Linked DNA regions of Homo sapiens: region 2 is linked to region 1. A link is a contact called in ENCODE Hi-C or POLR2A ChIA-PET data. All regions are on one chromosome and are shown on one strand. The core of a region is the stretch at or near the end of the contact, and the rest is flanking DNA. Distances in the headings are between cores, read along the strand shown. Region 1 holds the start of ATP1A1-AS1 (ATP1A1 antisense RNA 1). Region 2 overlaps CD2 (CD2 molecule).

Evidence for each region. Hi-C counts contacts between places; a loop is a spot of excess contacts on that map. ChIA-PET counts read pairs that join two places held with the same protein, here RNA polymerase II (POLR2A). Pooled maps may share reads with other maps.
Region 2: a map of CD4-positive, alpha-beta T cell shows a loop between it and region 1 (6-fold over the local background). The contact joins the enhancer-like site here to the promoter of ATP1A1-AS1 in region 1. A Hi-C loop is called at or near these places in 1 of 168 maps with a recorded cell type or tissue (CD4-positive, alpha-beta T cell) and 1 of 50 pooled maps. POLR2A ChIA-PET finds 5 or more read pairs at or near these places in 2 of 52 experiments (CD4-positive, alpha-beta memory T cell and activated T-cell).

The regions. Positions count from the first base shown.
Region 1 is chr1:116,417,341-116,420,040 of GRCh38, reverse strand. It overlaps ATP1A1-AS1 (ATP1A1 antisense RNA 1), which reads left to right and starts at 1,419. Exons shown (of 3, transcript NR_027646.1): 1 at 1,419-1,582. RefSeq lists a silencer at 1,211-1,340 and an enhancer at 1,300-1,594.
Region 2 is chr1:116,767,733-116,770,541 of GRCh38, reverse strand. It overlaps CD2 (CD2 molecule), which reads right to left. Exons shown (of 5, transcript NM_001767.5): 5 at 1,313-2,078. The coding sequence ends at 1,759. Among named protein-coding and RNA genes, the nearest start is that of CD2, 15 kb to the right of the region's middle. RefSeq lists cis regulatory regions at 564-595, 670-692, 767-790, 858-878 and enhancers at 364-893, 226-1,325, 26-1,325, 1-1,325. Within about 2 kb of position 1,446, at least 5 of the 41 ENCODE cell types and tissues checked have a DNase peak (open chromatin) inside an H3K27ac peak, as active enhancers do; they include CD4-positive, alpha-beta T cell, where a contact is called at or near this core.

The DNA.
Region 1 (2,700 bases), core at 170-2,669:
AGAGATCCAGACCATCCTGGCTAACACGGTGAAACCCCGTCTCTACTAAAAACACAAAAATTAGCCGGGCGTGGTGGCGGGCGCCTGTAGTCCCAGCTACTCAGGAGGCTGAGGCAGGAGAATGGCGTGAACCTGGGAGGCGGAGCTTGCAGTGAACGGAGATCGCGCCACTGCACTCCAGCCTGGGCGACAGAGCGAGATACCGTCTCACAAAAAAAAAAAAAAAAAAAAAAAAAGTGCACTTTAGATGTTTTCCTGGTGGGGGGGGGGGGGAGTGGGATATAAGTAGCAGTGTTCCAAGTACCAAAACCTCCCTGAGTCATCTGTGAAAAGCCATTTGGCAATAATACTGAAAGCTTTTAAATGCTCACATTCTGACTTAGCAGTTTCACTCCTGTGAATATAACCTAAGGAAACTGATCTCAATACTGAAAGGACTTTATACACAAGAATGGGCTGGGCAGCAAAGTGCTGTAATCCCAGCACTTTGGGAGGCCGAGGCCGGGTCGAGGGAGAAGCACCTGAGGTCAGAAGTTCGAGACCAGCCTGGCCAACATGATGAAACCCCGTCTCTACTGAAAGTACAAAAATTAGGTGGGCGTGGTGGCAGATGCCCGTAATCTCAGCTACTCAGGAGGCTGAGGCAGGAGAATCTCTTGAACCTGGAAGGCGAAGGTTGCAGTGAGCTGAGATCGCGCCACTGCACTCCAGCCTGGGCGACAAGAGCGAGACATCGTCTCAAAAAACAAACAAACAAACAAACAAACAACCAAACAAAACAAAAAAGAATGAATAATTTATAATCGTGAAGCTTTGGAAGCCACTTGAATGTTGAACATTTGCGAGATGCTCAGAGAAGTGACAGCGTATCAACCCAATTTTTTAAAGTCCTGCCATTAAAAATTATAGGTAGGAAGCGTCAGTACTAACACGGTGAAAATGTTCATGTTACAAAGTGGAAAACAACCCTGGATTCAGTTTAGTATGTGCGTTTTACCACAGCTATGTAGAAACAAATCCATACACATGGAAATCGAATGAAGTGAAACGCATGCAAATGGTAATGATGCTGTGCTTGGAGGCAGAATTGGAAGCAGTGTTAAAGTTATTTATCATCATTCGTGTTTTTAAAATGCCGTGTGATGGCCGCAATACTTCTGTAACGAATGATGTTTAAGCACGGAGCCCTTCACTGGCCGACGCGCGGGTGGGAGATAGGAGCCGCGCCCAAGCTCAGGTGGCGGCTGCGGGCAGGGCCGCCTGGGGCCGCAGCCGGGCGCGCTCCCGGCGGGGACCCTCTGCTCTCCTTGCAGACGGAGGCCGCGCCGGGTTTGGAGGCATCCCACAGCCTCAGGCCGAGGACCCGCCGCGAAGCGCCGCCTCCGCGGGTTGACCCTCTGCAGCCGCCGTAGCGCAGAGACGAATCCGCGCTCCCCCAGGCTGTCGCGCGAGCTCCCCGGAAGCTCCCACCTGAGCGGCGCATCCTCAGGGCCTGGGCCTGGCCTCCTTGCCTGTGAGATGGCACTGTGACGGTGCCCACCTCGTGGGGTGTGTGAGGGCCGAGTGAAATCGTGCATTTGCGGTAAGAAAGTGCTTATCACGGTGCCCAGTCCTAATATGGGCTGCCAGCCTAAGTACAGAGTCCCAATCCCAGCCCAAAGGCCAGTTTCCAGGTGAACCCTTGTCGGGGAGACCACCAGACGGAACAGTCCCAGTCTACACTCCTGCACCGAGCAGGGGACAGTGTGGACCGCAGAGAGGTCCGAAGTCCCTTTAGAATAAGGATGGTGCTTCAGGGTTGTTAAAAGGATTAAATGAGATGATATCTAAAGGGATTAGCACAGTGGCTGGTGCTAAAATAAATCATTTTCTCTACTGCCACTGCTCTTACAACCAGACGCCTGGAACAGCCTGCTGGTTCGTCTCCTCATTTGTAAGCTGGAGTTAGTAGGTGTGTTGTGAAGGTTGAGAGAATATGCATAGGCAGAACCTGGCGTTTAATATTTGGGAAGTGGCAGCAATTCTTTCTTCATTAATCTACAAGCTGCACTGTGGTAGGCACATACCCTTAGCACCGATTCTTATAAGTGCAGGTAAGAGAGAGAGAAGATATATTGTGTAAGTCGAAGGAGCCAGCCGTGTCCAGGCCACCGCAAAACCTCGACAGTACTGTACCAGGGCCCTCTTCAGTGAATGAATCTCCTCTTTGGCCTGTTTGCTGTCTGTTTGCATTTGCTGCACCCATCAGTTCCCAAACCTGGTCTCTAAAGTCAGGAGCTCAAGGAAGCTTGTCCCAATCCTAGAAAACAAGTACAGCACACACCAACAGCAGCATCCCTAAAAGCCAGCCCTACTGGCAATGCGGGCCCTGCAACCCGTAGGTAAGTGGGACACTCTAAGCTTCTTGGAAACAGCTAACTCAGGGCCTGATTAGCTTACTCCCGCCTCCTGTCTTCAGGAAATCAGACTGTGTAAAATAAGAGAGAAAAGAAAATTGACATAAGTCTATTCCACTGTCTAATGAAATGTGTTTCACTTGTGTTTAAAGTGAATTGTGGGCTGGCGTGGTGGCTCATTTGCCTATAATCCCAACACTTTAGGAGGCCAAGGCAGGCAGATGGCTTGAGCTCAGAAGTTTGAAATCAGCCTGGCAACATGCAAAAACCCCATCTCTACAAAAAATATAAAAATTAGCAGGAT
Region 2 (2,809 bases), core at 197-2,696, 350 kb before region 1:
TCTTAAGGGAATGGCGTATGAGCTGTTCTGGTGAGATAGCCAATGAAATCACTCATGGGTATCATGAAGAATGAGAAAGGGGCAGAGCTAGGACCCTCATCTCTCTCTCTCTCTCTCTCTCTCTCTCCTTTTTTTTTTTAGACGGAGTTTTGCTCTTTTGCCCAGGCTAGAGCGAAGTGACACGATCTCACCTCACTGCAACCTCCACACCCCAGGGTTCAAGCAATTATTCTGCCTCAACCTCCCGAGTAGCTGGGGTTATAGGTGCGTGCCACGATGCCCGGCTAATTTTTTTTTTTTTTTTTTTAAGTAGAGAAGGGGTTTCACCATGTTGGCCAGGCTGGTCTCAAACTCCTGACCTCAGGTGATCTACCTGCTTTGGCCTCCCAAAGTGTTAGGATTACTGGCACGAGCCACCATGCCCGGCCAGAGCCCTCATCTCTCTACTGGGTAGATCCTGTGGCAATTGTTACCTAGCTGGATTTTGTGTTTGAATTTTGGGAGGCGATGAGGTTTCATTCATCATTGCCCTTAGTAATTAACTCTGGTTGCTGGAAAAATAGACTCTCAGATTCAGAGGAAAAAGTAGTTCAATCCTCAGTGAGCTGTCACAGGAAGTCCTGAATGTACTTAGTTTTTGTGGTTTAGCCCTCAGAGCTTCCTGCCAGAGTGTAACAAGGTTTAGCAAGTCTAAGAAGCCAAGGAGAAGGCGGGCAGACAGGACCACAGACAAGGCACCAGCATTTCAAAGCAGGTGCCTTCTCACCACCTATTGTTTTAGAACTCTAACTGAAAACTATTTTTTTCTCCCCACTTCCCTCAAAGTACAGCTGCATGACTGCTAGCTGGGGATGGGGTCTGACCTTTTAATCATAGTCATTTAAGACACTTAAGATTTGATTCAACTGAGTTGTCTCTTAGCCTATCTTTTTGTATGTCATCTGATGAGTTCATGACACCTCCAGTATCCATAGATTCCCTTGTTTTGAAGGATGACAGTACAGGTCATTATGACCGTGTCTGAACAGTCAAGAAAGTAAGACCTAAAATGTTAAGTTTTCTGGTGACTCCTGTTAACGTTTGTGCATGGAGGCTTTAATTCATTATGGAAATCTACAAATAGGTTGTTGGACCCAGCTTTGCAGCTGAGACCTGGGGAGCATGTTCGGGTCATTCTGGTGAGGACTAAGGAGGTCTCAGCCGGATTGAGTTGACTGAATTTGATCCTGCTGTCACACCAGCGAGGCTCTTTCTTATTCGGCAGCTTCCTCTCCTCGACACTGGGATCCTTCACACAATGAGCAGACACGGGTCTAGTCAAAGCTTTTATTTCACTTTTACTCACAGGATGGTGGGCAAGTGTCCACCAGGGCACATAAGAAACTCCAGAGTCTCTTAAGCAGATAGGCTGCTTGTAGTGAGACCCAGGCACACCAATCACTTGATTTATCGCATCTACACATGACCTGAGAGGGGACAAGAAATCTCTAAGATTTCTGTGCTCGGTCCTCTACCATTCTTGCAATCACACTTATATTGCTTCTCCTTACTGGTGTGATGGAGCTCTCTGAGGAGACCAAAAACTCCAGATGTTGACCACATGGCTGAGTTCGAAGATGCAGAGGTGGCTGTGGCCCACAGCCTCAGGAGGTGACAATGTTCTGCACACAGAAAACACCTCATGGAAGTACGGATATGCACATCAGGAGGGCAGAAATCCACAGTGCTTTTTATTGAAAAAGACAGTTTCTATCTTTTTTAATTAGAGGAAGGGGACAATGAGTTTTCTGCTGCCCCATGGGGAGGTTTTGGCTGAACTCGAGGTCTGGGGAGGGGCGGGCCTTTCTGCTGGTGAACTTGTGTGCCCGACGGAGCAGGAGGCCTCTTCTGAGGCTGGTGCTGAACACGGTGTCCAGGAGGCGGGGGACGATGACTAGGTGCCTGGGAACGATGACCAGGTGGTGGAGGAGGATGTTGGGAAGTTGCTGGATTCTGAGGGGTTGAAGCTGGAATTTGGTGGGGCTTCCGGCCCCTTTCTTCAGTAGCTACTCTGTGGGCTCTTGTCTCCAGCTCCTCATCTGCAACAACAAAACCTCAATAGAGTTCATCTTGGCCAGGTGAAATCAATGTAAATATTGAGTACCTTTTATATGCAAGGCGCCATGCTAGCTGCTTTGGGGGATGCAATGAGGAAGCAGAAGTTGCCCCTACTATCTGAGAACTCTAAGCTTGTAGGAGAGAAAGAAGTGCTCACCATAAGGTAGAGTGAAAGCCTAGGACAAGAGAACTCAAGGAATCAGCAGGAAGAAGACACATGGGTGGAGGGCTTTGTGCCTGGGGCTCCCATGATCAGAGAGAGCACGCAGACCTGGAACCCTACCTCTGTGCTGACCTAGAAATTGTTCCCTGAGAGCAAGAACCTCATGGTTAGAGCGCATGGGAAGGGGTTATGAGCAGTCATGGAGGATATTAGTAACTACATTCCTTCTGAGGCATTTCTATGTTAGATCTGCCTTTCCCCCAATTCTACTGTCATGCAATCCACCTTCCGGCAAGAGGTTGGAACACATGCAAGGAACTTTTTGTCCTTAGAAATTTACTCGCTTCTCAGAAATTCAAGACCTATGTTCTTGGCCTTAGGAGGGAAAGAACTCCTCCTCTCCTCACCCTTCAGGATTTTCTTCTTTGTGTGACTTCAGTCCATGAAAGCAGGCCTACAGCTACTCGTAATGTAGTTTTTCCTGTACTCTTAAAATCACAGGGAATCTGTGAAGGTGCCCAGCTGCTAGAGGCCTGGAGCACCCTGCTG